Linked DNA regions of Homo sapiens: regions 1, 3, 4 and 5 are each linked to region 2. Evidence: chromatin loops called from intact Hi-C (ENCODE). Cell type or tissue: heart right ventricle. All regions are shown on one strand. Region 1 overlaps PALM2AKAP2 (PALM2 and AKAP2 fusion). Region 2 has its middle 63 kb from the start of MIR3927. Region 3 overlaps PALM2AKAP2 (PALM2 and AKAP2 fusion). Region 4 overlaps PALM2AKAP2 (PALM2 and AKAP2 fusion). Region 5 has its middle 130 kb from the start of MIR3927.

The links. Hi-C counts contacts between places; a loop is a spot of excess contacts. Peaks named below come from ENCODE experiments on the same cell type or tissue, not always from the same donor. Only the 100,000 strongest peaks of a DNase experiment are listed, where the experiment ranks them.
Region 1: a loop joins it to region 2, with 10 times the contacts of the local background. A loop is called at or near these places in 77 of 110 quality-filtered maps.
Region 3: it touches region 2 in a loop (6-fold over the local background); 20 of 110 quality-filtered maps call a loop at or near these places.
Region 4: it touches region 2 in a loop (5-fold over the local background); 41 of 110 quality-filtered maps call a loop at or near these places.
Region 5: it touches region 2 in a loop (3-fold over the local background); 51 of 110 quality-filtered maps call a loop at or near these places.

Annotation. Positions count from the first base shown.
Region 1 is chr9:109,815,091-109,820,090 of GRCh38, forward strand. All of the region lies in intron 1 of PALM2AKAP2 (PALM2 and AKAP2 fusion), which reads left to right. Among named protein-coding and RNA genes, the nearest start is that of PALM2AKAP2, 37 kb to the left of the region's middle. RefSeq lists an enhancer at 1,108-2,307. In heart right ventricle, CTCF peaks have their summits at 2,982 (motif pointing left) and 3,188; DNase peaks (open chromatin) are centred at 1,584 and 2,971; H3K4me3 peaks cover 407 bases; H3K27ac peaks cover 3,735 bases.
Region 2 is chr9:109,572,541-109,577,540 of GRCh38, forward strand. No RefSeq gene overlaps it. Among named protein-coding and RNA genes, the nearest start is that of MIR3927, 63 kb to the left of the region's middle. In heart right ventricle, CTCF peaks have their summits at 1,940 and 2,145; no DNase peak of the experiment used is centred here.
Region 3 is chr9:109,901,397-109,906,396 of GRCh38, forward strand. The region is part of intron 3 of PALM2AKAP2 (PALM2 and AKAP2 fusion); the gene reads left to right. Among named protein-coding and RNA genes, the nearest start is that of PALM2AKAP2, 120 kb to the left of the region's middle. In heart right ventricle, CTCF peaks have their summits at 2,325 (motif pointing right) and 2,535; a DNase peak (open chromatin) is centred at 2,335; H3K27ac peaks cover 3,015 bases.
Region 4 is chr9:110,150,739-110,155,738 of GRCh38, forward strand. The region is part of intron 8 of PALM2AKAP2 (PALM2 and AKAP2 fusion); the gene reads left to right. It overlaps LOC124902244 (a long non-coding RNA gene), which reads left to right. Exons shown (of 2, transcript XR_007061727.1): 1 at 1-3,015; 2 at 4,342-5,000. Among named protein-coding and RNA genes, the nearest start is that of C9orf152, 55 kb to the right of the region's middle. In heart right ventricle, CTCF peaks have their summits at 2,365 (motif pointing left) and 2,565; no DNase peak of the experiment used is centred here; H3K27ac peaks cover 2,637 bases.
Region 5 is chr9:109,638,288-109,643,287 of GRCh38, forward strand. It overlaps a transcript of PALM2AKAP2 not described here. Among named protein-coding and RNA genes, the nearest start is that of MIR3927, 130 kb to the left of the region's middle. In heart right ventricle, no CTCF peak of the experiment used is centred here; DNase peaks (open chromatin) are centred at 2,059 and 2,624; H3K4me3 peaks cover 1,904 bases; H3K27ac peaks cover 1,002 bases; H3K27me3 peaks cover 1,301 bases.

The DNA of each region.
Region 1 (5,000 bases), 240 kb after region 2:
TGGCTGTGGAGATGGTGAAGAAGGCATGGATTTGATAGTTATGTGGTTGAATTGCTGGAACTTGGTACTGATTGAGTAAAGGGTGAGAGGTATGGAGAAATAAAGTTGATAGCCATGTTTCCAGCATAGACAAGGGGATGGTTGATGTTGAACATGGAAAGAGGGACATATTTTGGGGAAAAGTGATGAGTTTATTTTGGACATGTTGAGATCATAATACCTTCGGAATATACATGTGAGATGCCTGATAGGAAATAACATGTAGGTATGGAATTCAGGAAGGAGATCTGGTTTTGGGGACTTCAGTAAATCTGCATCAAATAGTAACTTTAGCCATGGATGTGAATGAGGCTATCCAGGGAAAGAATGCAAAATATAAGGTCAACCTGGTGACTCACTGTGCTGAGGGAAGCCAGGGAAGCAGAAGGGGAGTCAGGGTAGACAGAAACAGGGGGGTAGGTGAAGATGAAAGAACTTTCCAGGAAGGAGGGAGTGATGCATGGTGCCAAATGCCACTGACAGGCAATGGTACACATTCTAAAAAGTGTCCATTGAACATACCAACTAGAAGGTAACTGGTGGCCCTCACAAGAATGGAAAAGCAGGTTCAGTGAGGTTGTGGAGTGTGGAGTTCAGCTGAGAGGAAGTTGGGGATTAAATGAAGTCTTTGTCTCCCTAAGTGGTGTGGCTGTGAAGGAAAGAAGAGAAGTAAGTCTTAGCTAGAGAGGGCATAGGATTTGCATGGATTGTTTTAAGAAGAGGAAGTCTAAATTCTTAGGTGAAGGAGTTAGGAGAAAATAGTGAAAGAGGTGAAATGCAGGTGAGTGGAGGATAAATGATGGTATGGGGTCCCTGAGAGGTCAGGGCATGATGGAATTCAAGGTACTGGTTATTAGCCTTTTTATGTACAAACAAAAAAGATATTGATGTTCTATTTATGCTAAGTATGGGCTTGTCCTGGGGAGAAAGTATCTTTAACTGAAGCTAGAGAGTTGACAAGGAACATGTACAAAGATCCCTGGACAGTGTTGAGAGCTCAGATAAGGTTGGAGACCACAGATTTGTAGTGTCGTTCTCCTACACTCCAGGGCACCTTATGTAGGTGTTTGATCTTGGGAAATGAGACTGTGCTTAGCTCTCATTTGGGATTTTTGCCAGATACCTGGATGTAGCCAAAGGACGAGGAGGCAAGATTGTTGAGGATATAGGAAGACAGTGCAGTGATTGGAATGGATTGTTCACATGATCTTAGGCGAAAAGACATAAAAATGAAGACAGGAGGGCTATGATGGACTGGGATAAGATAGAGGAAGCTGGAGATTAGAAGATTTGAAAAGACCCAAGAGCAGAGGTGTGAGGACAAGCCAGTGAGAGACAGGGAAAGAGGCGAGGCTGTGGTTGGAGTCTGGGCCGCTGCACCTAAACAGTTCCACATTTAGTGATGAGGCCAGATTTCAGCCCTGAGTGCAGATCGTTGAGGAGAGTGAAGATCAAGGTCATCAGAGTTGAGGTTTTCAGGAAACTGTGGGAATAGGGTTGAATGAGTCATGAACACAAACACTGAAGTCACCCCGGATGATGGTGGGATTTCATATAGCTCCTGTGAGCCAAGGAATGAAGTCATCAGTGGATGTACGGAAGTGACCAGAAGATCAGCTGGGGACAGAGTTAAGGAGAGAGGGAACAAGGGAACAGATGAGACTTTTTCCATGAGGGCAGAGGAGTCATGGTCTGGAAATGACATGAAGGAGAAAGAAAAGTGCCAAACCCACTTCCTGATCCTAATGCCATCTGGCTTAAGAGCCCATATTCATTGAGTCTGAAATGCAACGGACAACTACCAGTTTGTCTGGAGGCGGTACAAATACTCTTCTAATATTTTTTTAAAAACTATAGGATGTAGTCTATTTTCAACTTTATTCAACCAGATTTATTTACCCCTACCGAGTTTTCTAAATCAGTGAATCAGTATTTTAAGGAATAAATCTTAGGCACATAAAATGATAGGAATAAAATATGTATTATAAAGCTTCTTTAATCAATACAAGCTATTCTTATAAGTCTATTGGTTAATGTCTAGATTGCCGTGCCCACTTAAAATGGGAAAACATTCCAGTTGGCACTTTGTGGATGTTGAGTTGCTACTTGGACACAGTTACTGGCCTTTTGGTCTGATCAGAGGCCAATTTTGAGCTAGGAGTTTCCCATGCATATGCATGATGTCCTACTATCTGTGATACATGCTGGGCATCTGAGCCTGCCTGGTATGCTAATGATCAGACCAGGGAAATGCACATCACTGTGAGTCACAAGGGTAGCACGTCTAATCTAAAAAATTCAAACCCCTATAATTAGAGTTCAGATGTCTTCATAGCTCTATTCCTCAGATTTTTTTGATCTGAAAAACAAAAGCAAACAACAAACAATTGTGTAAAAATAGACAGTCTAGGCTTGTGTAAATTTGCAGTGGAAATCTGCCTCTCTGATGAGCCATACAGTGTCTATGGGTTGAAAAACGAAATTCAGAAAGCAAATAGTTGGTCACCTTAGAGCCCAGAGGGATGCTCAGAATTCCCTAACCTCACAGCGGTGACTACTGAAAGTTTCATTCTGTTTTATGACTTGACTTGCAGCGAGGAAGGTAGCACAGCTGTAAACCAGCTGTATTTTATTTACGCTTGGAAACAGGGCCCCTTTGTTCCAAATGTTCCTGGCCCCCTCCCTCAATTTCATGGATTTAGGTTGTTAGTGGAAAAGTAGTTGTTGAAATATCAGTTCACTCTTGGAACCTGCCACTCACCAGGACTTCTGGCAACCAGTGAGCCTTTTTGTGATATGCAGCAAGGTAAAGAAGTCGTTAAGTGGATCTCCCACATGTTCCTCTGTGACTTCATTCATAGAAATGCGCTGATAACTGAGTTACATTAAGCGCAGTCTTCCCAGCTGTCTGAGGACATAAGGGATGTAGCGCCTCCTAGTGGAGGGAATTTCTTAGCATGTGTTCAACCCCGCACATATTTTTGGAATGAGGCAAGGTATTTAAAAATAGTGTACGCTAATGAATGTATTTATTATATCTGGGTAGCAGCGAAACAGAAAAGGTATAAATAAGCCTTTCGAAAAATGTACTTGCTACACAATCTCTTTTTTTTTGACAAGTCAGCCCTTGAATACAAATAATCTTTTAATGGTGAAAAAAATGACTGAATCATAGCATCTTATAAACATAGGAGCTATGGGTATCAATAACATGGAAACTGAAGCTGTGGTTATTTTTGAGTGGAAGAAGAGGGATTAAAATTGGCGTGGGGCACATGGAGAGGCTTCTGGAAGTGGCTAGCAATTTCTATTTATTTTTAACTGGGTGGTGATTACAAAGGTGTTTGCCTTATAAAAATTCATTTAGCTAAACATTGGTTTTATGATGCTTCTGTATCTGTATTGATAAGAAGGTAAAAAACATAAAAACTTTTCATTAAACATACTACCTGCTAAATTTGCTTTTTAAGGAAAAACCTCAAAAATGCTAAGCCATGTATACTTTTTATTTTTAGAGATGGAGTCTCACTGTGTTGCCCAGGCTGAACTCAAACTCCTGGGATTAAGGGTTTCTCTTGAGTAGTTGGGACTACGGGCGTGCCTGGCATGGTTTTGACACTTTATTTCACTGTACTTTCGAAATAAGACTTAGGTACCAGTGAACACCTACATTGACAGGCCTGGTAATATCATTAAAACTTGAGCTTTTATGTTGTCTGTGGCACAGACTCTCTTCTTTCTAGTTCTTCAGAGAACTCCAAATTCAGTATTTCACTTGGAACATCCAGTTGCCATAGAAATGACCATGTAGGTTACAAGTTCATTTTTGTAACCAGTCAAAAGGAGAAACTAAGAATGACACGAAGGCATCTTTCCATTGGAAAAAAATCCTTTGCAGAGTCCCAATTTGAGAAAAAATACATTTTGCTTTAGAAGTGAGAGGCGAACAGATGAATTAGTAATGCTGAAATATTTGACTCCTTCCCCCACAGGTGAAAACTCCTGCAGAGCATCTTATAAGAAAAATTATTTTAGAGCAATATAGGTGATGGCAAATTGACATTGGGTTGTAATATTCTATCCAACATAGTTTAATTCTGAGTTATTCAATCATAACTAAATTTATTCAAGACATAGAATACATTTAAAAATTCATCTTAAAGGAAATTTCACAAAGGCTTTTACATTCGTGTAATCCAGATGAGAAATGAAGATAGGGGGCGAGCAACAAAGTTGAAAGACCCAAATTGATTCCGGAAGGACTTGCCAAGTTTCTATAATGCCTCATTAGCTGCTTATGTGGCAGGGAGACCTGGGAAGAGCAATAACTCTTTTCTAGGTTCTCAGGTTAGGGAATGAGATTTTGACGTGGCCAATATGATCTTATATGTCCATTTATGTCTTTTACCTTATCATTTTCTTTTACCTTATCATGGACAGAGTGGCCCCCCAGAAGCACAGGATGCAAGACAACACACATTTCAGTGGCTGCTCCTTCTGCATACATCATTGAGCTCTGCCAAGGGTTTGAACACACACACACGTAAATAAAGGCCTAATTATGTGTGTGTGTGTATGTGTGTGTGTGTGTGTGTGTGTGTGTGTATTATATGTATTAAGCTCTTTTTCCTTTCTCCATAGCACTGCATATACAAAGATCAGCCACCCTGAGTTGAAATAAACTGTCATGATCTGTTTGGCATTGTGAGATCACCACTCATCATAAAATAAGCTTTTTAAAATGTTAAAATTGAAGTGAGAGCATGAGCACAAAGAAACAAGGACCAGAAGGTGTTTATAATCATGAAAAATTGGGAACAATTCAATAGGAAAACAGGAAAATGGTTAAATATGATATGTTCGGAGTATGGAATATGATGCAGCAGTTACAAGTAGTAAAATAGATCAGTATGTACTGACATGAAGAAAATAGACTTACACATACCTTATGTAAAGGAGGT
Region 2 (5,000 bases):
TCAAGAATGCAATTCATGACTATTGCATTCACAATAGTCATACACAAAAACAAAGTACCTAGGAATATACCTAATGAGGGAGGTGAAAGGTCTCTACAATGAGAATTACAAAATGCTGCTGAAAGAAATCAGAGATGACACAAATAGAAAAACATTCCATGCTCATGGATAGGAAGAATCAATATTGTTAAAATAGCCATACTGCCCAAAGCAAGTTATAGATTCAATGCTATTCCTATTAAACTACCATTGAGATTCTTCCCAAAACTAGAAAAAACTATTTTGAAATTCATAGGGAACCAAAAAAGAGCCCAAATAGCCAAGGCAATAATAAGCAAAAAGAACAAAGCTGGAGGCATCACACTACCCAACTTTGAACTCTACTACAGGGTTACAGTAACCAAAACAGCATGGTATTGGTACAAAAACAGACACATAGACCAATGGAACAGAATACAGAACCCAGAAATAAGACTGTACACCTACAACTATCTGATATTCAACAAACTTGACAAAACAAGCAACAAGGAAAGGAATCCTTATTCATAAATGGTGCTGGGATAACTGGCCAACCATATGCAGAAGGTTGAAACTTGACCTCTTCCTTACAACATATACAAAAATTAATTCAAGATGGATTAAAGACAAATGTAAAACCCAAAACCATAAAAACCCTAGAAGAAAACCTAAGAAATATCATTTTGGACGTAGGCCCTGGCAAAGATTTCATGACGGAGATGCCAAAAGCAATCGCAACAAAACCAGAAATTGACAAATGGGATCTAACTGAACTAAAGAGCTCCTGCACCACAAACACAAACAAAAGTCTATCAACAGGGTAAACAGACAACCTACAGAATGGGAGAAAATATTTGCAAATTATGCATCCAACAAAGGTCTAATGTCCAAAATCTGTGAGGAACTTAAACAAATTAACAAGCAAAAGCAAACAACTCTATTAAAAAATGGGCAAAGGATGTGAACAGACACTTCTCAAAAGAAGACATACACATGGCCAACAAGCATATGATAAAATGCTCAACATCACTAACCATCAGAGAAATGCAAGTCAAAACCACCATGAGATACCATCTCACAGCAGTCAGAATGGCTATTTATTAAAAAGTCAAAAAGTAACAGATGCTGGAGAGGTTGTGGAGAAAAGGGAATGCTTACACACTGCTGGTGGGAGTGTAAATTAGTTCAGTCACTGTGGAAAGCAGTTTGGATATTTCTGAAAGTACTTAAAACAGAACTACTATTTGACCCAGCAATCTCATTACTGGGTATATACCCAAAGGAATAAAAATCATTCTATCATAAAGACACATACATGCGTATGTATGTGCATTGCAGCAATATTCACAATAGCAAAGACATGGAATCAACCTAAACGCCCATCAATGGTGAACTGAATAAAGAAAATGTTGTACATATACACCATGGAATATGATGCAGCCATAAAAGAGAATGAGATCATGTCCTTTGCAGCAACATGGATGGAGCTGGAGGCCATTACCCTAAGTGAATTAACACAGGAACAGAAAACCAAATGCCACATGTTCTCATTATAAATGGGAGCTAACCATTGAGTACACGTAGACACAAGGAAGGGAACAATAGACACTGGGACCTATTTGAGAATGGAAGGTGGGAGGGGGGTAAGGAATGAAAAACTGCCTATCAGATACCATGCTTATTAGCTGGGTGATGCAATAATCTGTACACCAAATCCCTGCAACACACAATTTGCCAATGTAACAAACCTGCACATGTACCCCCTGACCCTAAAATAACCTAAAATTAAAGAGAGAAAAATAAGTAAATAAGTTTCTAACAATCATTTATGTGATGCCCATACTGCTGAACTAAGGACCAAACTTTGAATTGCAAGGCTCAAAACCACCTACTCTCTTGAATAAAGGTAGTTACCTTGAGCTCTCACAAGGGGGTGCAATGGGCAAACAATTCTATTGCTATTCATAATGCATTGAATAAATTCATGGGATGTGCTTTTTTCCCCGCAGCTGCTTTGTTAATTATTATTTATTCCATGGAGGGGGCACAGTAGATGTCTCAGTGTGCTAAAAATAGATTTTCCTTTAAGCCATATTTTCTAAGAATTCATCAAGATTATGTTCACAGAAAAGAAAATTTGATACCTCTGTGATTAGAAGTGTCAAATAAAAATATTACTAAAGTTATTAGATATGAAAGATCAGAAATATGTGAAAATAATTATAGTAATAATAAAAGCATAATGATAAGAGCAGTCATTTATTCATACCTATTAAATGTGTGGTAGAGGACTAGCTGTTTTACTTAGATGGTTTCATTTAATCCTCACAACAACTTTATAAGATAGGTAATCTTGCCTTCATTTTACAGGTAAGAAAGCTGATGCTTAGAGAAGTTAAATAAAATGCTCAGGTTCTGGAGGTCATAGTGGAAGGGAAGAATTTAAAAATGCTCCATCTTTTCCCAAAGTCTACACTCTTTTGTGTTGCTTCCAGGGAATTTTCTGTTGGGATATAGAGGAGTGATACAGAATTATTGATTTGCCATACCATTAAAAAATTGAGATATGATTCACAAACAATAATGTGCAATTTCGACATTTTCAGAATAACTACGAGGCTGTGCAACCACCACCGCTATCTAATTGCGGAATATTTTATCATCCCTCTTTTTGAGCTGGGATATCCATCTTCTGGTCTTAGATGTTTGAGTTCCTGGTTCTCAGGCCTTCAGAATTAGGATAATTACACCACTGGCTTTCTCAGTTCTCCAGCTTGCAGACAGCATATTATGGGATTTCTCAGCCTCCATAATTGCATGAGCCAGTTCACATAATAAATTGCTCTATCTATCTATCTACCTATCTATCTCTATCAATCAATCAATCATCTGTCTTCTGTTAGTTCTGTTTCTCTAGATAGACCTGACTAATACAGTCCCCAGAAGAAATCCCATACTCATTAGCAGCAACTCTCCATTCTCCCTCCTGAAGCCTTTAACAATTATTGATCTACTTTCTATTTTTAAAGATTTCCGCATTCCAGACATTTCATATAAATGCAATAATACAATATGTGACCTTTTTGTGTTTGGCTTCTTTCACTGAGTTCAGTGTTTTCAAAGTTTATCCATGTTGTAGCATGTATCAGTGCTGCACCCCTTTTTGTGTCTGAATAATATTCCATTGTATAGATATACCACATTTTGTTTGTCTCTCCGTCAGTTGATGGACACTTGGGTTGTTTCCATTTTTAGCTGCTACGAATGTTCATATGCAAGTTATTGTAAGCATATGTTTTTAGTTCTCTTCAGTATATATTTAATAGTGGAATTGCTGGGTCCTATGTTTAGCTTTTTGAGGAACTGCCAGACTGTCTTCCACAAAGGCTGCACCATTCTACATTCCTACCAGTGATGTCTGAGGGTTCCAATTACTCCATATCCTTGCCAACACTTGTTATTGATTAACCATACTCTTTTTGTTTGTTTGAGACAGGGTCTTCCTCTGTCACCCAGACTGGTATTCAGTGGCATGATCATAGCTCACTGCAGCCTGAAACTCCTAGGCTCAAGTATCCTCCTGCCTCAGCTTCCCGAGTACCTGGGACTACAGGCGTGTGCCACTATGCCCAGTTAATTTTTTTATTTGTGTAGAGATGGGGTCTTGCTGTGTTGTCCAGGGTGGTCTCAAACTCTTGGGCTCAAGCAATCCTCCTGCCTCAACCTTCCAAAGGGCTGGGATTACAGATGTGAGCCACTGTGCCCAGCCTGTCATACCCCGTTGATAATAAATTAAAGAGAAAATCACCAAATTCTTAAAGTAAGATGCCCTTTAATTTTTTTTTTTTGAGACAGAGTTTTACTCTGCAGCCCAGGCTGGAGTGCAGTGGTGCAATCTCGGGTCACTGCAACCTTCATCTTCTGGGTTCAAGCGAGTCTCTGGCCTCAGCCTCCCTAGTAGCTGGGATTACAGGCATGCACAACCACGCCCAGCTATTTTTTTGTATTTTTAGTAGAGATAGGGTTTCACCATGTTGGCCAGGCTGATCTTGAACTCCTGACCTCAACTGATCCACCCTCCTCGGCCTCCCAAAGTGCTGAAATTAGAGGCATGAGCCACCATGCCCAGCCTAATTTTTTAAGAACAGTGAAGGGACTTCTGCTTGCTTCTCTGTCATTGACTGTGTGACCCTGTAGCATGATGTGGCCCTTTAGATTTTCAACTGTGTATTTGGGATAATAAAATACGATTTGCCTCCCTGGTAGTCCTGCCATGAAGCTAACACAAAACAGCTAAGGCATGAGAAAGCACTTTCACAAATGAAAGAACTGTGAGTGCCCCTCGTTGCATGGGCCCTTTCCAAGGCCCTGGCCTGGATCTGCTCTGTAACCTTTCTCCCTTTGCAGAGTGGCATGGGCGTGGCCAAGGGCATGTTGAATCAAAGCTAAGCTGAGTTGGCTTCTAAATGACTTGTTTCTAATAAGGTGAGTCCTAGATATCAAATACATCAGGGCAGTATTTCCATTTATTCAATAACAAACTGTAATGCACTTAGTACCTGTACTAAGTGCTGGGAATACAATATTGAATAAGATAATTGGAAATTTTAACAGTTTTCTTGGATACCAATGGACAGAGCAGACATAAAATAAGCAAAGAAAGACACAGAAGAATTAAATAACATTACTAATAAGCCTGAGAGAATAGATATATGTCATACTTTATATTCAACAAATTGAATATATACATTTTGGGCACACATTGTATGTTTATTAAAATTGGCCATGTTCTAGGTCACAGAAAAGGCACCAATTTATTCCAAAGATTCAGTATCATCAGGCAAACTATATTCCATGGTCATAATGCAATAAAATTAAAAATCAATAACAATAAAAACTGGTGACAGGGAATATTCCAAAAGAGCTAAAATGTTTTCCATTTTCTGGAAAACCAACCAACTAACCAACAAGAACCAAATCAA
Region 3 (5,000 bases), 330 kb after region 2:
CAGGGAGGACACAGTTGATTCCTGCTTTCACTGAGTCACTCTGTCCATTAGGAGAAACAGTCCAGGCATGGCCAGCCAAAGGGAGGTTCTTCGCAGGATCTTCTGTCTCTTTGAAGATGGGATAATCTCAGGCCTAACCACAGAAGCAGTTCTGGAGAAGAGTCAGAATAGCAGATTGGAAACAGCTCACAGGGGCCTCTGAATGCTAAGTGGAGGGACTTAGAATTTATCCCAGAGGCCACAGAACACTATTAGAAGTTTCAGAGGTATAATAAAGGCCGTTGTGAGGTTAGGATGCTGGTTCAATGTCACAATTAGAGCAAGGCAGGAGGTAGAGAAGTCAAGGGCAGACTGGGAACCAGCTGGGCAGGCCACTCATTTTGGTTGAATTTGGCAAGACTGAGGAAGACAATCTACCAATAGAGGATGGATGAGAACACCAGAAAGCAAATAAAACAAGTCATTCAAAAATCCCAAGATCATCGTGGCTGGGCCAGAGAAAGAATCAGACAGAAGCAGCGCACGGCTCTGGAGAGTTGCAGGGAGAAGCATTGCTGCATCCGCTGTCTCCTTTTCTTTTTCTTTTTTTAAATATCAGCAATATCTTGGATCTGAATAGAGTTCTATCACAGATTAGGGTTTCTCTTTCCCCAGGGTTCCCAAAGACTGAGCAGGATCTTATTACAGATGCAGCGAAAAGGGTACGTTTTTCAGTATCAGACTGACCTCATCTGAATCTCAGCCTCACATCTCATTAACTACATGGGACCTTGGGCAAGCTACTTCACCCATCTGCAAAGTGGGAATCAATGATATGTATCTCATTTGGCTGTTGTAAATCTTAATCAAGTTAATATATGTAAAGTGTCTCATCAGTGCCTAGCGCATAGTGAGTTCCCAGCTTCTATAGCACCCTTTCATCTTTCTCTCCTTACAGCATCAGAGAGCTTGTCCTCTGTGGCTCCCGTTTCTCTCTGGCCAGAGGCAGAGCCTCCATGGGAGCATGGGAGGGATATAATCAGAACAGCAGCATTCTTTCATTATGACGTCAATTCAGCCATCCCTCAATTTACTGAGCCCCTGAAAGGCCATACAGTGAGCCATCATTGTAATGAAGTAAAAGTAGCTGGATACTCCAGGAAGCCCTTCTAGTGGCACTTTGTTAGGTGAGATGTGTCAGCATTGACTTCTTTTGTAAGTGCTACTTCTGTTGAATTCAATGCGTTGAAAGGTGGAATGCATTGATGAATGTATTCAGTGCCTTGGCCACTTCTCAGTTAGCTTTTAGAGTAGAGGACCTCATGGCCACATGACAGAGTCTAACTGTCAGTTTCCAGACATTTACTGTGCCCTTGGCCCTGCTTGGACTTTGGAAATCCAAAGATACATATGACCGACGCCTGCTCTGGGAGGAATTCCCTGTCCATGTGGAACACATCTATGCCCTTCTGGTCCAAGTGAGAAGAGAACATGAAGGAGCAAGTGTGCATGCCCATAAGTGCCGGTCCCTACTCAGTTCTCACTCAGTCCCACAGATACCCAGGTCTACTTTATGTAGGTCCTTGTGTTGGTTTCTGGCATTGCTGAGATGACAGAGGCCCCAGTCTCTGGAGCCTCAGAGATTTCATGGACACCTTTTTCTGCTTGAGCTCATGAGCCAGATATCACTCCTGGCCCAGGTCACTGGGTTACCAGATGCACGGGTGAAAGAGCTGCTCTTGAGCAAAGGGCCTGGGACACACATGCCGGAGAAGCATGGTGAGCCAGCCGCAGGGAGGAAGAGCACTTTGCAGGAGCATGCTGTGCGGGGTCTTGCTGCTGCTTTTCAGAAGCAGGAGAGCCATGAGCCTTGGGGTTCACATCAGCACCGAGACTGGCCTTTGGTGGCAGGGAGGATATGCGTACCGGGAGGGGTTGGCCATACTGGACCACAGGGCCACTGGTTGGGTTGTTCATAATTGATCTTTGGGGACACTTACTGCAACCCATTTATTAGGTGCCCCCTCTAAAGTGATGATCTCAATGAAGATGGTTCACATAGGCCCACTACTTCTAGAAGGCCCGAATCCCTGGACCTTCCCAACCACTTTTTCTCCCTGTTCCTGGGTTACATGGCTTAGCTGGATATTTTTGCACACAGCATTAAGGGCAAGTGCACTGTTCCTTTGAAAACAACAAGGGAACAAGGAGTTCAGTGTTGTGGACATTTAATGAACTTTCTCCTCCTAAGTACACAATACCAAATCAGCAGAATCACAGCTGTCTCCTCCCAGCTTTACCTAAATTCCCACATGTGCTACCTCAGTTAGGGAACTATGACTTCACCTGCCACTAGATGGCCCTCCATGTGCACATAAGCCGCTCCCACATAGCGAACTTGCATCAGATTTTCTGGATTTTTTTTTTTTTTTTTACATGTAGACACACATGTGCATACACAATCTTAACTTTTACCATCCTTGAAGCCAATAATCAACACTTTAGTTTTCCTTCTGGCATTCAAATGATAGAATGTATTCTCATTCTCTGGAAAATCAGTTTAACATCAGAATCTACAGATATTCCTGAATATTGTGGGCCACAAAGCACATATTAAGATGAATTTGAATTTATTCTATTAAATAGTATGCTTTGGTTTATCTTATAAATGCTGTATTTAACAGACTTGTTTCTAAATTAAATTTTTTTAAAGCACTGGAAGAGAAAGGAAGCACAAACATTTGAATAGTACTTGCTCCATGGAGGCGGGCAGTGTTCTGAGGTATTTTAAACATTAGCTCATTTAAGCTTCATAACTTTGATGTAGGTATTCCATATGCATCATTATAACCATTTTATAGATTGAGGAGAAAATCAGATTGCAGCATGAAAGGTGTTTAGATTCCCTTTTGCCTTCCTGTCAATTTTCTTACCTATAACATGGGAATAAAATAATCCCTAATTGCTGTGAAAGGATGTTGTAAACTCTAAAGCATTACACAAATGTTGTTATTATTATTATGACTTGGGTTTCATGGGAATATAATTTTCTTATGTGCTCAGGAGGCTTGTGATCATTCATTCATTCACATGAAAACATTTATGCAGGTCCCAGGTCATTGCCTCTGCATGAGACGTCTCATACCGAGATGCCTGTACTATTTCTAAAACAAATCTAGTCTGTCTTGAACTCTCTTATAGCTGAGGGTTCCAGGGAAGTTGCTGTGTGCTTTCAGCAGGTAATTCTCCCTTAGTCTCAGGATTTAGAAATGATGGATGTGGTAGGACAACTTCAGGGGTGGGACCTCTGCTGAACACAGAGGTGGCCGGTGCTGATTTCACATAAGCCAAGCCAGCGGGAAGAGGCAGGCTGTTTTTTAAAATTATTATTCTGGAGCACGATGTACTATCTCTGTATCCAAGAGTTCACATTTCAAGTGGACTATCAGATCATCTCTGTGACAGAGGGCTTTAATTAAAAGCATAAGTCTCTGGGTGGATTTTAAGTGGCATTGTTTTTCTTTGGACGTTATGCAAGCCACTTCTGTGCTGTAAAAGGGCTTTTAAAATTTGGCTTAAGGAAATTTGCTTTACCCCTCAGGCTTTGATCCCTGCGTGTGAATCATTTTGTATCTGGAGGTTCCAATTTGCAGTCTCCTGGGTGTAAGGAAAATTCTACCCTCACAGAACATTTTGGATTTGAAAACTGAGAAATCTGCATCATTCTCGACATAATAGCTGTTGTAAAATAGAATTAGGGCTGTTAAGTCTATAGGGATAAAGTTCACCAAAGAATATTTTAAACTTTAGTTTTAGTTCCTAAAGTTTTTGTCTCCAACTCCCATAATAAATGTACTGGGACAGTGACCTACCCACTCAACACCTGAAGCTCAGTGTTCTCTGCACTCAGGCCAGGTGGACTCAGCCATCGAGGCCATTGTCCCTGTCCAGCCTCCCAGGGGGCACGCATGAGCCAGGGCCAGGATACAGATACTTCTGCCTCAACACCATCTGTACCACCAGAAAAGGGCCCCAAAGGCCCTTCTCACTGCCATTTGTAAGGCAAAATGTCTCTATTTTATCTAAGACAGGAAAAAGGCAGAGAGATGCCAGAGAGAATGCAACGACTGTGCCCGTGAGAAACCAACAGTGCAGGGTGGCGATCTACCCGCAGCACATGCAGGATGCAGCGTTAGATGCTGACTCAGTTTCTCAGCCATACAGGAGAAAAGTTTCAGCATTTCTCAAACTCCATGACCATCCTTCAGTCGGCTACCCCAAGCCCCGTTTTGCTGCAGCCGGGTGAGGGCAGTAATGCAGCTCAGTAGGTTAAGGGGCCAGGCTGTCCTTGGACTTCAGATGATATCAGTTCAGTCCCTGGGACATCTTAAATTAGGGCCTCAAGCTTCAAATTCATGCCTTGGCCAACACGTTACCATAAATGATCACAGGGAGAAGAAACAGTCAGGCCAGGGATGGTGGCAGGTTCCTGTAATCCCAGCATTTTGGGAGGCTGAGGTGGGAGGATCACTTGAGGCCAGGAGTTCAAGACCAGCCTGGGAAACATAGCGAAACCCTGTCTCTACTAAAAATAAATAAACAAATAAACTTTTTTACAAAAAAGAGAAGAAATGGTCAGTTTACGTTGCATTTCCTTCTTTTCCTCAAGAAGAGGTGCCCCGTGGTGCCTGGGACAGCTGGGCCATCACATGGAAGTGGCTGAGAGGTGGGCTGGAAAGAAGAGGAAAATCCAGGGCTCCCACCAACCCCAGCCAATCTCTAGTCACTGGGCAACCTCAATCTACTTCTGGTCATAGTTTTACAATTTTGCGGGGGTAGGGGGGATGGAATCTTGCTCTGTCACCCAGGCTGGAGTGCAGTGGTGCAATCTCGGCTCACTGCAACCTCCAACTCCTGGGTTCAAGCAATTCTCCTGCCTCAGCCTCCCCAGTAGCTGGGATTATAGGCCTGTGCCACCATGCCTGGCTAATTTTTGTATTTTCCGTAGAGACGGGGTTTCA
Region 4 (5,000 bases), 580 kb after region 2:
GCACTTTTGCTTTCTTTCACACAGTTAAGAAGTGGTGAACTAGGATTTGAACCCAGGCAGTCTGGCTCTCCCGCCTGCACTCTTGAACTCCTGCAATATATCTACTTCTGCAGTCTGCTTTTTCTCTTAATATAGTTTGAATATTTTCTCATGACCTTAACCATTCCTCTAAGTTTGAGAGTCTAAAACATCATTTATAATGGCTAACTAATACTTCATTGCCTAAATGAGCCATAGCTAACTTAACCATTCTTCAATAGGAAGATATCTTGGTGTAGTTAAAAAAAACACAGTGCTGAACGTTCTTGTACATGAGCTGTGTGCCCATACTTACTTATTAAATGAACTTGGGCCAGAAAAGTTCCCTGGAAGCTGGTTAACTACTGTACATTAGACAACAGTATTTCCTAAACTGTTTTTCTTCTTTTTTCCCCTTCTGTATTCATTTACTTACTTTAAAATTTTTTTCCCCTTCTGTATTCATTTACTTACTTTTAAAATGAGGTCTCACTATGTTAACCAGGCTGGTCTCAAACTCCTGAGCTCAAGTGATCCTCTGACCTCAGCCTCCTGAAGTGCTGGGATTACAGGCATGAGCCTCTGCACCTGGCTTTTTTTCTTGAGGCACTTAATAGATTCTATGAAGTGAGGTTTTCTGGTTAACTAAACTTAAGAAATGCTGCACTCCCATTCCTGAATTAGAGCTTCACAATCATATTAGCACTAAAACCAGAAGTCCTCTGGTAAACAAATCCCTCTCTCCCTCCTTGTTTTCTTTAACCCAGAGTTTCCCAAGCTTAATTTGACCAAAGATTTTTTTCTTTGAGGCATCAAGTAACTATCCTACAAAGCTAAGGTCACAGGACACAATGTTAGAAACACATCTTTGGAGTCAACCAAGTGAAGCCACTTACCCTCAAACTCCTTCAAAGGCTTAAGTCTAAAATTACTCCAGATGGAATAGTTTGAATATGATCACGTTTATGAAATAAACTTAAACGTTTCCTATCCTCCACTCGGAATTTCAGTCTAACATTGTTGTAGTGGTTCCTTACGTTCCTTATAGAGGTCACATTATACCTGTTCCCTGCTCTGTAAATGTCAGGGCTGGCCATCAGCCAAGACCAATACGGACCTGCCCTGAGGTCTACATGGCACTGTGTGTTCATGTTGTTGTTTAAGGATAGTGACCGATGTCCTTCAAGAGAGCCGTTCTGGCCGGGCACAGTGGCTCATGCCTGTAATCCCAGCACTTTGGGTGGCTGAGACAGACTGATCACTTGAGGTCAGGAGTTCGAGACCAGCCTGGCCAACATGGTAAAACCCTGTCTCTAGTAAAAATACAAAAATTAGCCAGGCATAGTGGTGGGTGCCTGTAATCCCAGCTACTCAGGAGGCTGAGGCAGGAGAATCGCTTGAACCTGGGAGGCAGAGGTTGCAATGAACCCAGATCACTGCACTCCAGCCTGGGCAACAGAGCAAGACTCCATTTCAAAAAAATGAAAGAAAAAAAAGTGTTCTATAGAGTGTTCAGTGCAGGTGAGGAACTGGATGGCAGGATGTTCTCATTGAAAATGGGGCAGATTTCAGGCATCACAAGCTATTGAATCATTACAGGTGAATAAACCAATAGCAGAGCAAAGTTTGAGGGAGTAAGCAAAGCTGGACCTGGGGTTACTGGGGAAGTTCTGGGTGAGATGCACACTGGATCAGTGAAAAAGAAGCACCAAAGATAACCATCATGGTTTGGGGAGTCTAATGGGGCATGTCCTCTTGGCCAAGGGACTTCAAGGGGCCTTATGGGGTCATGAAAAAGAATGTGATTGAGCTCCCAGGCCTGTGGCACAGACTATTTGCATCACATTCATTTAATGATCTTCAAGACCCAAACAGTGGTGCTGTCTGCAGTGTCCACTATTGGGGGAAGAGCATCCGGAGTGCTGTCACCGTCCTAATGGAGAGGACCTCTGGCTGCAAACTCTGGACCTCTGAGGAAGTTGTCAGGTGTGGAACAGGTTTCTCTCCAGCCTTTTGGCAGCCTGTGTGATTCCTAAGATGGCACCCAGAATTCTGGTGCCTGGTTTGAACCATACTTGGGGAGGATCATCAGAGATCACAGGGCCCAGCAGAGGAGCCTGGCTGAGCTAGCTTCCCTTGATACTGACCAGAATGATGGCCGGAAGTCTGGGGATGAGGCATAGTGTCTTCTCTCTCTGGGGACCTGTGATAGCCTCTCCTAAGGGGGTAGATAGAACCAGAACATGGGCTCAGTTATCCAAAGCGACCATTCTCAGCCCCCTTGTTCCTGGAAGCCCCTGCTCCAGAACTGCTAAGCCAGCCTTTCTTTCCTGCTACTTCTCTGACCTCTAGTGGCTAGAACTGGAAAAACTTGCTCAAGGGATGAAATCATCAATAAGCAGGAAATGTCTTTGATGTTAAATGGCTGTCCACTTCTCTATAGTAATCCTTCACCCTCTTTACAACATTCTTTCTGCATACATCCCATCATTTAATTCAGCCATCATCAACACTGGGTTTGGGCTCCAGACTGTGACTGTCACTGTCTTATGTAACTTGGGCTGGAGTTGGCATCTGAGCCTCTGTGGTCATGACATCCAGGTGTCACGACATCCACCCTAACTACATTCCAGGGTTGTTGCAAGGCTCAAATGACATGAAGCCTACAAAAGAAGTGGTATATAAATCCGCTTGTTACTCCAAAGCCATTGAGTCTGTGATTCTGTAAGCCTAAAATGTTTTAATTCATATATTTTGGTGAAGGCATTTAAGCCCTTTCCTCTGATTCTCTATGGGAGATTCTGTCCCAATCCATAAGCATTTACTTGTGGTTGTTATATATATTTCATAATGGACTTACTGATTACTCAACAAACATGAATTGCCTACCTCGTGCCATGTACCACAGCTACTGCTGGGATCTGGCAATGATCAGACAGGCAAGGCTCTACCCTAATGGAGTTTGCATTCAAATGAATTAAGGGGATTCATAGACAGGTGAAACATACCCCCCTGTCCTCAGGATGACATTATAGCTTAATTGAGAAGACAAAAGCTTCAATAGCCAGATAAGATTTAAGTCAGTATGTGAAAATGGCCTTCACAGAAATATAAACAGGAGTTCCACTGTGCTGTGTGTGAAAGGGAGAAGCTAGAAGCAATGAATATAGGCTGTGCTTTCTAGGTGTTTAACTCTGGAAGAGTGGCTGGTGGGAAGTGATCTGGACACTTGAGAGGTCAACTGGAAAATGATGAAAATTAACCTGGTAATTGGTGTCTATTTCTGGTCCCAGAAGAGATGCAAAAATTTTATGCAGAATATGCATGAAATTGTTCATCTCACCCTATAGTCACATTATTCTTTGAGATTCCAATTAAGTGGTAGCTAGAATCATTAGATGCTTTCTGTTCTGAATATTAACCTTATAAATATTAACTTTGTCCTCATAATAACTATCTGAGGGTAGGTACCCTTATCATCATACCCATTTTACTGATGAGGAAACTAAGATATCAAAAGAGTAAGTAACTTGCCCAAAGTGATTTGGCTGCCAAGTCATGGATTCAAGCCCAAACCGGCTGGCTCCAGAGCTTACACGCTCACCACTGTGCTATATTGTTTCTTAAGCCTTCAATTAAAAAGTCAATCGGAATTTTCAGAGATACATACTAAGTGTGCAGGAGTGAGGTGACCTGAGGTCTGGGATTGGTTTAAAATAATTCAGCAAGTCTAAGGAAGGAAGGAAGAGCCAATTATGCTAAAATCTTGATAAATGTTTACTCTGGGTGATGTTTATAATGTTTATAGGGGTCATTATAGCATTCCCTAATTTCCGTAATAAAAAATAGGAACTGTTTCTAGTGAACTTGGAGATTTTGAAATACTTATTATTGTACTGTTAATATCAAAAGACTTTTCAGTTATCTGGGTAATTTAGATCAAAGCAACAAATTTCACTGTTATTAATGTAATGTGGCCATGAAATGCAGTGCCCTTTTCTGTATATTAAAACCTATTTTCCACCTAATCCCCAAGTGTAACAGCTAAATACCTTAAAAAAAATCAAGAAGGGTGTATCCTGCCAAACATATTTGATAGAATAGCAAAACGTTTGAGTTAGAAGAGACCACAAAGATAACTTCTTCCAAAATTCCCATTTAACCGCTATGGCAGTTAAAGCTAGGAGAATTTAAGTGATCAGCCCACGATTGAAATGGGAATATGAAACGATGATCTATAGTCAGTCACGTAGCCAAGTACTGGAAGAGCAGGAGTTAAAAACCTGGGTTTCCTGGACTCCAGGCCTTTGTATCTCTCATCAGAAGGAGGTTGTGCCAGTAAAGGGCTAAGCAGCCCATATGGAAATGTGGACACCAGGCTTCACTTGTGATTCCTGCTACATCAGGCAGTTGCCAAGTTAGAAGCCTGGGATGTAAGATGAAGAAAGGTGAGTCCCCTTCGGCTTGGAACTGGAAGAGGTCAAATGGCCCTTTCCCCTCCCAAACGGAGCCATGCAAGCCCCATTTATCTTGTGTGTTTTATCCACATTCCTTGTTCACAGGTTTTAGCCGCATCAACCACAAAGGGCATAATTGGAAAAATCATAATTGTTATACTTGAAGATACTTCTCAGAAGTGCATTTGGGGCTCTGTGTCAATAAACCCACCCCATGAAGGGCCAGAAGCCAGGGCCAGGCATTTCTTGGGAGGGAGGGATGGAAATGGTCTTGGTGAGGGTGCGTAGAGTCACCACACCACTGTTGAATTAATCACTGACCTCATCTCTCCATCCTGAGGATTCTTGGAGGACATTGCGAGAGCTAAAATCTCCTCATTCCCAAGGCTGGTGTGCACCTTTTCCATTGCCTTTGTTGGTGTACACTTCTTAAGGTCTGGGAGGCCTCAAACCCCAATGTTTCAGGACCCCAGCAGGTGAGGTAAATGAATAAAGCTGGCCAGTGTAAGACCGGGGCAAACTGAG
Region 5 (5,000 bases), 66 kb after region 2:
AGACCAGTGGTTGCCAGAGGCTGGAGTTAGGAGGAGTGGATTGACTATGAAGGGACTTAAAAGAACTGTTTGGGGGTGATGGTCATGTAATATATTGACTATGGTGGTAGTTACATGATTGCATAATGTATCTAAACTCATAGGCCTGTACACCTACAAAGGGTGAATTCCACTGCCTATAAATTATACCTGAATAAACCTGACTTCAAGTAAAAAAATCAAAAACAAAAGGGAGCTGTTAAAATGTTCAACACAGCTTTAAAATGACATAAGAAGAGGACTGAGACATATCCATTTGGCATTGGGGACTTTACAGGGAGCAGTGGCAGCGGCATGGGGGAGGCAGAAGCCAGAACGCTAAGCATTGAGGAGAATGGCAAAGATTACTGGTTGTCTGTCCCCCATACCAATTTTCCCCTTCTTACATGGGAATGGAGGTCTCAACTTTTGGATAGGCTCATGACTATGCAGAGTAAAGACTTCTTTGTCTACTCTCCCTGGAAACTGAATGTAGCCATGTGACTGAATTCTGGCCAAGGAGATCTAAGTGTCCTGAGGCAGCTTCTGGGAGCCTTTCTTAAGAGGCATCAGGCGTGCTTCCTTTACCTACTTTTCTTTCCTCTTTCCACATTTATGTTGGCTGGAATGCAGACATAAGGGCTAGAGCCAGAGCAGCCAACTTGGACCATGAAACAATTTTAGGAAGGGAGACCACATATGATAGAGCAATGTTTTGTAGGAGCCTGGATCTCTTTGCTCTTTCAGGAGTTGAGCTGATAAACTGGCCCAGGACAGCTTATCTCTGAACTTTTAAGACACAAAAGCACATCTTTTTCCTGTTTAAGCCTCTTAATTATTCACACATGAACTTAATCCTATATGCAACTGGAAAGGGACATGGACTGGGGGAGGGTTTTATGATCTCCGAATTCACATAGAATTTCTCTGTGAAGGGAAACCTGGAGTTGATACAGAATTTCCTTCCACAAAACAGCTCTTTGAATCTTCACTGGGTTTGACTTTGCATCTCACTCTCCTGAGGAAAACGAGGAGCAGTGAATCCACTGAGAACATTTTGCACGGTTCTCTTCCCAGCCCCTTGACATATGGAGCAGTCTCCCATCTAGAGCCACCATACAGAGTTGACTGGCAGGAAAGCCCTAGCCCTGTGGCTTGCATATCTGAGCCCTCTCCCCTTTCAACCCCAGTCCCTCAGGAAGGCTTTCCCTGAACACCTACCTAGGCACATCCACTTCCCTTTTATTCTCCATCAAAGCATTTTTTTAAAAAAACACGTCTTTATTAAGACATAATTCATAGACCACAAAATTCACCCAGAGTGTATAATTCAATAGCTTTCAGTATGTTCAGTTGCACAATCATCACCAAAAATTAATTCTAGAACATTCATCACAGCATCTAATTACTTAATTTTTATAGCAATATTTTCAGCCTGTGACGATATGTTTATTTTTGTCTTTATCTGTGCTTTGCCTTTCTACTTTAACCCGTGAGCTCCTGCAGGGCAGGGACTGTGATGGCTATGCTTATGCTTGGTGCTGCGTTTTCAGCACCTGGCAGACACCGACTCACAGAGGGACCCGGCTGCAAGATAGAAGAAAAGCCTGAAGCTGTCCCATCTACTCTGTATTGTAGCAGGTGCAGGACACCTGGATGACAACCAGGTCCCTGCTCTGGAAACCGTTAGGAGTAGAGGATTCTCAGAGGGGGTGGAGGCAGGGTGTGCGTACTCCAGGTGGCTTATTACCGCGGGGCCGGGGCCGTGGTAATTTGGGAAACCATAGTCAATATAGCTATTGTTTTCAAATAGCAGACTAGGGAAACTGACCCTGGACAATGTCTTCCTGGCAGGCGGGAACACGCAGAATTTGGAGTGAAACGGAAAGGGGCATGGGGTCGCCAAGGTGGTGAAACGCCGCATTAAGGCGCTTCAAGATAGCTGGAGTTTTGCTTGGGAAACTCAGAGGGATCTCGCCCGGCCGGCACAATGGCGTTTCTGAACCCATGCCCAGCCCACTGGGGGCAGTCCTTGCTGCTTGCAGAGGCCAGACGCTTCTTGCAACTTCTAAGCGGCGAGAGCTGCCACCTTGCCAATGACTCAACCGTTTGCCTATGCCCTCTGGGCTGTGCCACCAGCCGCAGCCGCCCTGCTCCCCCACCCACCCTTCTCCCCAGGCTCCGCGCCGCGCCGCCAGTCCCAGGGGAGCCGCCGGCGCACCTGGCGCCTAGGGCGCACGGCACTGCGCGCTGGTGGGCACCTCACCCGACGCCAGCTGCCAGCGCGCTCCCTCCCCGAAACCCTGAAGTGGGGTGTCTTGTCTAGCGCCCAGCGAACAACATTATCCAATTGCTTCCCGTTTTATTCGCAGGCTGGGAGCTGAGAGAGCCTGAGCATTCACTTTCAACCCTCCAGGGGAGGAGGGGGTGCGGGTGGGGAGGGGAGACGGCTCCCAGCTCCACCTCGCGCGCGGCGCGGCCAGTGCACTCGGCTCCGGGAGAGGCGAGCAGCGCCGGTGAGCCCCGCAGCAGCGCACCCGGCCGCGGAGCCCCGCGATGGAGTGAGTATCCCCGAGCCGCGCCGCCAGCTGCTCTCCTCTCGGCATGTTGCCATGGTGACCGCGGCGGCAGGCAGATCCCGCTCGGGTCCGCGTCCAGGATGGGTGTTTAATTTCAGCCCCGTGTGTACGCCTGGTGTTTCTATAGCAGCCGCCGCGGCGGCAGGAGGCAAGGGGTGGGAGCCCCGGGTGGCGTGGTTTTTGCGGCTGCCCCTTGGCTAGCAGGGCCTGGGGGGCGAGTGAGGGGAGTAGATGATGTTGCTAAGGACGGAGGCATATTCTAGGCTTTCCTATCTCTGCCCCAAGCTTCCGCTTATCGGGGAGTTGGCCGCAATAGCCATGACTTCCGATTCCTAACCATGTCAGCATTATTGGACTGCAGTTAAAAAAAGAGGGAGGGGGTCACTGCGGATCGGAAGCAAACGCGGTTCAGTGTGAAGCGTGTAATGGAAGGATGAGTTAGTGGGTAATATGAGCCAGGGCTGCAATGTCCTGGCTACTAGAAACCATCAGAAGACCCAAAAGAATTGATTTGTTCCTGGGGTATTGGAGAAATAAGACAAACATATTGGCGGCAGCCCGGAGTGGAATTACAACGTTTGGCACCGTGAATACGGCATGGATGGGTGGGGAAGACAAGAGAGGCATTAACCAGAAAAGACATTAAATAAAGGGCTCCGGTTGTGGGTCTGGTCTAGGATTCCTCTCTTCTCTGTGTTTGCATCCCTACATTGCTTTTTGGACACTCTCTCGAGCTGCTGCCACAGCAGGACCACTCTGACAGGCGACAGCCAGCCACTCCAAGGAAGGGTCATTTTTGGAGCCAGCTATTAGATCCCGCTCACTTGGTCAGCTTCTCCTCTTCCGTTCTCTTCCCACACTACTCCTTGACATTGAGGCCGTCTGAAATCATATTTCAAGTTAGAGATAAAGTCATGTTTTCAGACATCAGGACCTTCGTACCAAACCCAAGAAACCTTAGATGCAGCCTTTATCCCTCTGCGTATCTGATTGTGTAGATGCAATTTAATCCTCAGAAAGGCTGCTAAAGCAGAAGTGAGAGATGGTGTAGCATTGTAGGAGTCACAGTCATGGATTTCAGGCCCCACCTAGCCTGATACTGCTGTTATTGATTTCCTACTCCAGCAATTGAATGTCTCTGAGCCTCAGTTTCCCTATCTCTGCAATGGAAACAAAGATGTTCCTTACTCACTTTGAAGCATTATTGAGAGGATCATGTAATATCTGTATCTCTTCCAAAGGGCTTTGTAAATTGTAAGATATGTACAAATTTAAGGAACTAGTGTCATGTTTAAGAGCTGGGCTCTAGAGTCAGATTGGCTGGTTTGAGGCTTCTGACACTTTGCTGAATGATGTTAATCTCCCTGGGCCTCATTTTCCCCATCTGGAAAATGGGAATAATAATAGTAACTATTTCATGTACTTTTTGTGAACATTAAGGAAGTTAATGATGTAAATTGATACATACACATATAAGGTTCTTAGAACAGAGCCTGGCATAAAATAAGCTCAATAAATATCATCTATTATCTATGAATATTATCTATTATTATTAGGTTGGTGCAACAGTAATTGCAGTTTTTGCCATTACTTTCAACGGCAAAAACCGCAAATTACTGTTGCACCAACCTAATACTACAGTCTACAGCATTTATTGGGGTTTCGGATTGGCACCAAGCTATTCTTCATTTTAGACAGGGTCTCACTCTGTCACCCAGGCTGGAGTGCAATGGCGCTATCATGGCTCACTGCAGTATTGACCTCCTGGGCTCAAACAATCCTCCCACCTCAGCCTTCTGATGGGACTACAGGCATGCACAACCATGCCCAGCTAATTTTTAATTTTTCATACAGACGGGATTGTCCTATGTTGCTCAGGCTAGTCTTGAACTCCTGGGCTCAAGCAATCCTCCTGCCCCGGTCTTGCTGGGATTATAGGTGTGAGCCACCATGCCCAGTCTTTTTTTTTTTTTTTTAATTTATAAAGAAATACATGGTGTGGTGGTTCATGACTGCAATCTCAGTGCTTTGAGGACAGAGGTGGTAGGAAGTCTTGATGAGCCCAGGAGTTTGAGAATGCGCTGAGCTATAATTGCACCACTGCACTGGGTGACAGAGCAAAACCTCATCTCAAAAAAAGAAAGAAAGGAAGGAAGGAAGGAAGAAGAAAAAGAGAAAGAAAGAAAGAGAAAGAAAGAAAGAAAGAGGGGGAGGGAGGGAGTGAGGGAGGGAAGGAAGGAAAGAAAGGGAAAGACAATGCCTGAAGGGCAATTGAGAGTAACATAATTCCCAAGATACCACTGTTGATGTGAGAACTAGCAAGAAGCCACAGCAGGCTTGGATATACGGAACAGACTCGGCCTGATGCACACTTCATTCTTGTTCCTCACTGTCATTTTCTTA